2 separate regions of the Homo sapiens genome follow, and region 2 is linked to region 1. Evidence: chromatin loops called from intact Hi-C (ENCODE). Cell type or tissue: heart right ventricle. All regions are shown on one strand.

Region 1 (5,000 bases):
GCATTCCTTTACCTTGCCCTCTCCAGGTGCACTTGTGGTGTGCCACTCTGTGCATACTGAATTACAATCCCCCTTTCCCATTCCCAAATGAATACATATTTTAGAAAAAAAAAAAAAACCTTATTTTAACCTGGTTTCTTTTACATCAATTTGTCAAAATATCACCATTTAATTTTATTAGGTGTTTCCATATAATAACATAAATATGTTTTGAAAACATACATATACACCTTTAACCCTTTACCCTCAAATGCCTCTCCACACATTTGCTTCTGCTCATTGACGTCTATCTAGAAACATAACTATCATTACCTATAAACTGGATGCATTACCTAGGGAGCTGTTAAAGTATACTGATGCCCAGGCCCCACCCCAGCTCAGCGAAATCAGAATCTCTGGAGATTGGAAATGGTCTTGGATATTTTTTAAAAATTTCCCACCTGATTTCAATATACGTCTAAAGTTGAGAATTGCTGTTATAAGAACTCAATGCTGGGATGCAACTTAAAGCTTATCTACATTCAATCTTTTCATCTATACATGTTAGAAAGCATAAGCTACATTTTTCTTAAGTGATTCTGGTTCTTGACCTCCTCAACCCAGGTGGAATCATAATTCAGAAAAATTCGAAGCATACGGGGATAAAGAAAGAAGGAAGGTGACCAGCTACCTGCCCGCTGGTGCTTATTCTGCCACTGCACTTGGAGATTGGCTTTTGACTCATGCGGCGGCAGAAGGGAGATGGAAAAATAGATTTTTATTTCTGAATATTTGCTAATAAGATATAAATACCTCTCATATATGAGCTGCAAAAAAGCAGGTGTATGCTGGAGCGAGGTCATAATAGCTCAGGAGGGACAACTGTTAAATTTTCAGGAATTTTGAAAGCCAATTGTTATTATGTTGGTAGCTTGAAATTGGCCATATTGGGATTATTTACACCATAGAAATTAGTAAATGCTACAAATCAGGGCTCCCTTCTCCCTCCTGAGAGAACTAACTGTGAAACATTTACCAGCAAAGCACTGGATGTAAGTATTGAAAGATAATTATCAGACTGTCCTTAGTTTTAAAGCTTAAGGCAAGCCATAGGAGGCTTTGCAGCTGGCTGGTTCCGTTTCCTTAACAAATCTGATAGAAGTTACCTCCTGGATAAGATTTTTATAGGACTGGAAAAGAGGGAAACATAAACCAATGTTTATTCTAATAAACTATGTGCTCACACATGTAGATCTACTAACGTATATTTATCATAATATAATATATAATGATATTATAATATAATATATAATATAATATATAATGATATTATAATATAATATATAATATAATATATAATGATATTATAATATAATATATAATGATATTATAATATAATATATAATATAATATATAATGGTATTATAATATAATATAATATATATATTATATTATGTGATATATAATATATATTATATATCAATAATATATATATCATAATATATATAATATATATCATAATATAATATATTATATATATTATGATAAATATAATATATTATATATATTATGATAAATATAATATCCATAATATAATATCCATCTTCTACATTTTCCCAATCTGTGCATGAGAAAGCTGTGTTTTTGTTGTTTTGGTTTGTTTTGTTTTGTAAATGCCATTTTTACTCCTTAAGTTGTTGGTGTGGGAATATGCTTAGCTAATTTTTAAAACTGTTTTTAGTAAATGATGGTTAAACAGCATTTATCCTTTTCCGTAAAGATTTATGTTAGGAGAATATATTATGCAGAATTGTAATACTTTGTAAGAACCTGTCTGCTCTTACAAACAAGAAGACACACAATGGGGGCTGTGTGGAAGCATCCTGAGGTAGTTGATTGTTTATCTATCATTTCTTTCAGCATTTTCTCTTCCATTGAATAAACTAACAACATGAAGTTAGCTTAGATAATCCAAATACTCAACAAGACCAAAGAGCCAGGTAGTGTCAGCTGTTTAACATGCCAGTAATCATAACTGTTATCCATCTTGCTAGCAGATTAAAAATAAATAAGTAAAATTAAAAAATATCTTGGCCTTGAGTTTATTAAACTTGAATACTTCATAATTCCTAGAGTTCCCCACTTCCAGCAAACATCAAGCAGCTGCTATGCCCATGTCCTCCTGCCTATGCCTTCTCTTCACACTGTACCTGCTCCTCTGGCTCTACAAATCCCACATGTCAGTCCTTAAAGGACAACAAAATGATCCCCACTTCACTGGCCCAGTCTTTTCGGTGAGTGTTCCATGATTCATAACTTGGTGGTTTAGTTTGGATATTTGTCCCCACCCAAATCTTATGTTGAATTGTAATCCTCAATGCTGGAGGTAGGGCCTGGTGGGAGGTGTTTGGATCATGGGGGTGGATCCCTCATGACTTGGTGCTGTCTTTATGGAAGTGGGTGAGTACTCAAAAGAACTGGTTGCTTAAAAGTGTGTGGCATCCCCGTACCCCACTCGCTTTCTCTCTAGTTCCCACTCCTGCCATGTGAGATGCTTGCTCCTCCCTAACCTTTCAGCATGACTGTAAGCTTCCTGAAGCCCTCACTCAAAACTGAGTAGAATGCTGGTGCCATGCTTCCTGTACAGCCTGCAGAACCATGATCCAATTAAACCTTTTTTCTTATAAATTACCTGGCCCCAGGTATGTTAGAACACCTAAAATAGCAATGCAAGAACAGCCTAATACTCTTGGTTATGAATTTCACCTCCATATCTTTTATCCTACCCTCTGGACCCAATTAAAATTTATCATTCCTGTGATTCCCATCCCTTCAAGGACTTATGTGACAATATGGTCATTAACCAAAACATAAGTTCAATGCTTCATCTGTATAATGTGGTATTAATATTTGCATTTGTAACAGAGGACTTCCTGGAACAGGCAATGATTAATTCAATACATCTATGTAAAGGCTGAGAATTTCAAATAAAATCATAGAGAAGAATGCTGGAGCAATCTGGCGGCAATGGCCATTTGGTAGCACCCATTAAAATCACATCCAAAGTGGAGGAAGTTCACTTCACATTTCTCTAAAGGAAATCCTTGGTAAACATTCCAATAGAGGATAGGGTCTTTGGTAAGATGAATTCTTACCATTTAATATGTTTGCCACTTTATTTAAACTGCATCTGCGACCGTATATTCATATATTCAGCTTTTGAGCCTGGCATATGATAGAATAGAGAAACTACAAGGTTTTGTTAGGTCACCTTACTCAGTTCCCACCCAGCATATACATTGGACTATAACTAGAAATCTCCTAGATATTCGAATCCTATTTCTTATATCGAACAGCCAGTTGATGTATATTGTACACCCAATCCTATTTTTATTTAGGAAGAATCATTAATGATATGAGGAAATTTTTAAGATATAATAAATAAAAAGAGCCAATGTTCATAATTGTTATTTTGGATTATAACTACTAAAAGAGGGAGGGGCAGGCATTACCTCTTGATGGTGTGATTACAGGTTAGTAATGTTTATTCTACCTTCTTTTTAAACATGAACATGGGATGTGTGCATAAATATCATTTTTATTTTAAAAGAAAAGTTATTTAAGATAAATTCTCAATCATGGGCTCTTTATAATCCATTTAACTATCAAGCCTTATATAAATTAGTCAACATGACTCATGCATAATGAGCTGAGCTTTACGTATCTGTGGGGTGTTGTTTATGAACTTAGGGGAACACTTGTTGCCTAAAATTTTTTCTATAAACTCATTCACATCTGGCATCCTTTTAATGAAGGACCAGTTAGTTTTTTCTGTATTTAGGGCAACTAATGTCCAGTCACAGTATCACAGAGAGGCAAATAATAAATATCATATCCACACTGAAGGTCTGTTCTGAGTGCAAGAAGGAATTGGGTTTTCTCTCTTTTTTCCCCAGCTCACTAAAGACAATATTGGATGCTGCAAGAAATTAAATCAACATAAGAGGATTCCCATTCTCAGTGAGTTAGGTCCATCATAAGTCACACTTCATAACCCAGACTAACAAAGAGTTAACATCCTTCTTGCAGTCTCCCCTCTCTCAATTCCCTGAGTACAGGTTTTAGTTCCAAATAGCAATTTTTCTAGGGTTTTTTTTCTGCCTGTGAAACCGCAGCCTTATTATCTCTCTGGAACCCATTTCATTGTCTCTCTTCTAAAAATTTTAACTATGAGTTCCATCTGCCATCACTGAACTGGAATGTCCTCAAAATGTAAAGCAAGTCCCACTGGGAATTGCCTTAAATAATCATTTGCCTGATAAACAGCAAATCGCAAAATGGGTTTTAACTTCTTTAAATTAATAACCAAAAATAAATAAATAAATAAAGAGAGACAGAGTCTTGCTTAGCTCGCACAATAGGCATGTCTGAAATCCCTCTTTCTTTATCCAATGAGTAAAAGTACCTGTTGAGGGAGCCACAAGACTTCACACTGCATGGCATGGTAGCTCGAGATGCTCCTGTGGTGGGGGTTACACAGAGGGGGCACCTACGGGAACAGCCACATTTCTGCTGCTTATTGTGAGATCTCAGAGTTCCTCCTTTAAAGCATTTTCCCATAAAGTGTTTATAATTAGAATGTTTTGCCCGCCAACACATTTGATGGAAAGGGAAGCGCTCCTTCCCCCTTCTGTGAGCAAGTGGTAGGACAATTCAGATGCTTCAGATACGTAAGAGACTTATCATTTATTGAACAATTATTTATCGAGTGCCTACTCTGCCTCAGAGCCTGTGCTGGGCACTGGTTAAGTTAAAGTGTAGTACTTAACAACAGATCTTACTGTTTGGTAGAAGAGACAAATATTAACAAATAACCATACAAAGAAATGCACAATTGCAACTGTGACTAGGGTTATGAAGGAGTGGTCTATGATATACAAGAGCCTGTAAGTGAAGGATTTGTTCTATCAAGAGGTGTGAAAGCAAAAAAAAAGAGATCCTTAATCCAAGATCTGAAGGGT
Region 2 (5,000 bases), 110 kb after region 1:
ATGCCCTGAAAATAACCAAAAAAAAAAATGTAATTGCAAAGAGGACATTATTTGTTATCTTATCAAAGATTATCAATAAACTATAAATAGTAAATATGCAAGACATAAATAGGAAAAATTATAAAACTGTAAGATGCATTAATGAAGACCTAAATAAATGAAAATGAGGATGCATTCAAGGTTAAGGAAATGGTATTTTAAAGATATCAATTGTTCTTTAGTTGTACTTTAGATTCAGTGCAATTCTGATTAAAATAAACAAAGTCTAAAATTTAAATATAAGAAGAGCCAGGGAAATTGCAGATTTTTGCTCTACCATATATTAAGACTCACCATGAAGTTACACTAATTAATGCACTGTACTCCTGTTCAGGGGGGTAAACACATTGGTGAAAAGAATAAAATAGAGGCCTCAGAAACATACCTGTACATATATGGAAAATTATTTTCTTATATAAAGCATGCGGCATCAATTATGAAAGAAGTCAGGTAAGGCAGGGGTCAGATAAGGTACCAGAATTTGGGTGAGTACACAGTACCCCAGGCAAAACAGTAGATTAGACGATCGTTTGAAATCAAGCTGGATTTCATTAAAATGGTAGGTACGACTAGACAACTAAAAATCTAATGATGAAGTTTAAACAAGAATAAAGAGGAAACGTTCAACAGCAGGAACTGATATTTACAAATTGTCTTGAACTCGAAATTGTCCTCGCTGGGAGCAGCTGTTTCCATTGGGAGCTGTTTTGGAACATACTGTTTGATTAAGTGGCCCCACTCTGCAATTCTCTCTTATTTTTATTGAGTTAAATTACACTGGAGGCACGGAGACTTCTTTAAACTCATAACATCTATTGTTATTTTTATTTAAAAGGATCATTACTCCATTAGGATTGTTACAGGTATTCATGGAAGTGTTCCCATCCTCTGAGAATATGAGAGACTTGTCTAGGTTAGAACAGGGAACAACTCATTTCCTTTTCACCTAAACCTTAGTCCTCTGGAAATCTTTTCTTTCCTGAGAAAACAGAAAAAACTTACACCAAAGTCAGAACCTCTACCATTAACTGTCAGTGATACTTACATTAAAAATACACTACAGTTCCTCCCATTGTCACTGCCTTACCAATGATATAACCCTTCCTCTACCTTTGGGAAAGTGGTGTTTAATTTAAATGTATATTGCAGCTTCACACTGATTATCTCATTTGGAACTCTTGTTAAAATTTATTTTTAAGATTCAAAAACTTGAATCTACCCAATCTATGTTTGGGTAGCGGAGATATTTTTCATCATCACTCTAGCACAAGATACAAAATAATTGTCTAAAGTACCAACATACATGAAATAATGTAGTTTTCCAATGCCATGTTCTCTCCTAACATCAAGCAAGTGGTTCACCGCTAATGTTACTGGTCTGGATAAAGCCTTTGCCTCTGATATACTTTAGATTAAAATATATAAATACTCAAATCAAGACACATGGAGCAAAAGGAATATTTTAAATTCCCCTTGATCTCTGAATTTCCCAAATTCAGGAACAAAGGGTAAAAACTACAAACGTCACAACACATTGTACTGTAGCTAGGTAGAATAGATGACTAATAGACACCTAAATGGTCTGTTAAATGACTAATGTAAAAATTGTCTTAAAATGAATGACATGATTGAAACTATAAATCCATCACAGCAGATCACAGATCAGTCACAGATAAATTGTTTAAGATCCAACTCCATGTTTGAGTCTGTGTGCATGTACATGTCTCTGTCTGAGTTTTGTATATGCTTAGAAATAAAGAACTAAAGTAATACAGACCTTAAGTACAAGTATCATTTTCTTTGTTTTTGCTTCTCCCAATTTTCTAAATTTTCTTTAATTACCTTGTGCTACTTTGTAATCAGAAACAAAATCAATTATAATTTTCAAATATTTTCAACATTTTAATAGGTTCTAATACATTTAGAATTTTCTTCTATATTACCCTTCTATGTTTCTACTTGCTTTCTTCACTAGTTGAAAAGACTCTAAATTAAGATGTCTCGATATAGCTGGAGACTTTGTGTTATTGTTCTCCAATAATCTGCTGAATTTTAGACAGACCAAGGTCATCCATGCCTTCAAATCTTAAGATCAAACCATTTGTATCAAACTAGTCAACATGAATAGAGTTTCTTATAAGCAAAGTGATTTAAACTAGGAGTACATTGTACTTCATTACATGCTGAATACTAATATATCTGAGTGTCTCTAGCCCCAAAGACAGAGAATTTGACTGGAATAAAAATAGGTAGTTTTCAATAATTTTTCTGATTTACTCAGGGATCTACAGGAAGAATGACATCGCTTTCAATAGCCGCATAAATTAAGTTATCCTTCCTGGTGACTTAAACACACAGGTTCAGGACAGTTAGAATAACAGCCAAAGTTAGAATTTGGGCTCTGACAAAAATTCCTTTTTCCTCACTCTAATTATTATATTTAAACAAGAAGTCAAACTGAATGTAAGAATTAATTTCAGAATTTAATGATTCTAATATGCAAATTATTTTTTCCTCAGTTTTTTTTGAATATTAATTATTTTTCTCAGATCTATATTGCATGTAGATTCAGTATATTATAGCACATTCAACACTTGATCGCCCTTTTTTATTTAACTAAAAATAAGATATGAGGCAATGACTGTAATCACATTAGAATCCAGCTCCCACAGTAGAGTCAGAGCAGTTTGAATTGATATTTGTGTCACTGTAAAAAACCGACTGCTTGTCACATCTACTGGTGTTAAACACAACATCTGGTTCAGTATAATTAGGTTTTCAAGTAAGTTGATGAGAAAATAAGCCTTGTGCACTTATCCAACTGGAGAAATATAAAGAATTTTCTTGTGATTGACATAAATATATGAGATAGATTTGAAAAAAATAGAGAATCACATCTTGAGATTTCCACGCTTTTGACACCGAACGTGACCATTACATATCACTTAGAAAGGGGAAACAGAACTCAAATTTTCTTTCACCACCAAACACACAGTCCATGATGACATTTTTTGCATGAGTTAGTGGAAGAGGGTCTCCTGTGGTTGGTCCTAATTGAGGGTTTGTATCAGAAAAAAAGAGCAATGAAGCCTGATGGCTTTGCTGATAGCAAGCGCAACCACACTGGCACAGACAGGACTCTGAAAGTAACTGAATCACTGAACGTAATGGTGTATGAGAGAGGGCAGGCATTTCTGGAGTTGGGAATTGGTCAGCTAGGGGAGATGAAGTTATGTGACCTGGCACTTGTCTCCTCTTCTTGTCAGGATCTGAATACTATCTCTGCCCACTCTTCTGGAAGAGTCCATCGCACAGCAGGTTACTTCTCACTCAGGGTACCTTTGTTACTGAATCTTTAGCTAATGGCTTCAGAAACTTTTAAAAGAAGAGTGCTTCAGCTGCCGCCTAAGGTTGTTGATGTAGCTCTCGAACATGTTGTCCATGTTGCTCCGAGTCGTCGTCTGCTGCTGCAGGAGGCTCCACTTGGTCTCCAGCATCTTGTTCTGCTGCTCCAGGAACCGTACCTTGTCTATGAAGGAGGCAAACTTCTTGTTGAGGGTCTTGATCTGCTCCTTCCCCTGGATGCGCACGGCCTGGATGTTGGGGTTCACCTCTAGGATAAGGGGGCTCAGCAGGCTCTGGTTGATTGACCGTGACTGCAGTGATCCCTCCCATGCCGCTGGCCCCACCATAGCCGCTGCCCAGGCCACCCCGAAAGCTGCTGCTGTCCACTCGGGAGAAGCTCGAGGAGCTCATGCGGGCACAGGGCCCACTCGTGCAGGAGCGGCTGCTGAAGGCCCAGGGGCCAGAGGTGGACACCTTGTAGGACTGTACCCCTCCTGCGCTGCCCCAGAGCCTGGGAGGGAGGCCGCCATGCAGTGTAGCACTGGGAACAGGAGACCCACCTGAAGCTCAGCCCTAGCCCTCAGCCCACCCGCAGGGGAGTTTACTACCTGGGGACCCCCCTTGCCGATGCCTCCAGCTACAAAGTTGCTTTTTTTTTGGTCCAAAATAAAACTTCAGCTAGCTCTGCCAAAAAAAAAAAAAAAAAAAAAAAAAAAAAAAAAAAAAAAAAAAAAAAAGAGTGCTTGTGTAGCCATCAAACATTAATATAATTCCAATTCTAAGAGGCAGGATAACTAGAGATTACTTTAGTGTAGGAAACCTTTGCTAGTCTCCTTTCATAACTTCATTCAGAAGTTATGTGCTAATTTCTGTTCCACTGGGCCATGCAGACATCAACCTACTTGTCCCCATGAGGAAGCAGTAGCAGAAGGGAAACTGCCACAGATGCTCCTTCCAAGGTAATATCAATCACCTCTTTTCCCTCTAAGAGAAGTAGTTTTGTTTTGATTTGGAAATAATTACTATTTTATGTCTCCTTTCCTAGGCTTACACAGGTGTGGAGCTATTTAACTTGAAATTTCATTCAGGGCTTTACTGGTTTTAACAGCAGTAATATGCACTTGAGATTAACAGACTTGAGCTCAAGTTCCAGTTCTAATGCCCCTTTTGGGATTTGGGAAATTAACCTCTTAAGCGTCAGTGTTTCTTTTTCTGCAAAGTAAGGATAATATTATTTACTCTGCCCAACTAATGGGTGGTTGCAAAGAGTAAAGAATTAAAAAAAATACACAAAAGGACTTTTTATATGTTAGCATTCTATGTATATGTTATTACTTTCCTCTTTACAATAAGATTCTGGGTTGGGATGTCAAGTTAATAATTTTAGATGTTCTTTAATTTGGCTCTAACAAAAAATAATTAAAATAAGTATAGTGGGACTTACTCTGTTTTTCAAGTGAAGAGACAGAGCTTTATGAAAATTAAATAAATTAAGGAAAAGTCACAAAGCTAATAGAGTGGATAGAATAAAGCACACATTTCAGTACATAAAAATGGACATTTGATGAAGCTTCACAGGAGCAAGTATGCTTGTAATGAAAATTAAATATTGTGAA

The links. A loop is a pair of places that touch in the nucleus more often than their neighbours do. Peaks named below come from ENCODE experiments on the same cell type or tissue, not always from the same donor. Only the 100,000 strongest peaks of a DNase experiment are listed, where the experiment ranks them.
Region 2: it touches region 1 in a loop (5-fold over the local background); 1 of 110 quality-filtered maps calls a loop at or near these places.

The regions. Positions count from the first base shown.
Region 1 is chr7:136,824,504-136,829,503 of GRCh38, forward strand. No RefSeq gene overlaps it. Among named protein-coding and RNA genes, the nearest start is that of CHRM2, 42 kb to the right of the region's middle. In heart right ventricle, no CTCF peak of the experiment used is centred here; no DNase peak of the experiment used is centred here.
Region 2 is chr7:136,934,843-136,939,842 of GRCh38, forward strand. All of the region lies in intron 2 of CHRM2 (cholinergic receptor muscarinic 2), which reads left to right. The region is part of intron 2 of LOC349160 (a long non-coding RNA gene); the gene reads right to left. It also overlaps the pseudogene KRT8P51. Among named protein-coding and RNA genes, the nearest start is that of MIR490, 34 kb to the left of the region's middle. RefSeq lists an enhancer at 1,194-1,363. In heart right ventricle, no CTCF peak of the experiment used is centred here; no DNase peak of the experiment used is centred here; H3K27ac peaks cover 3,479 bases.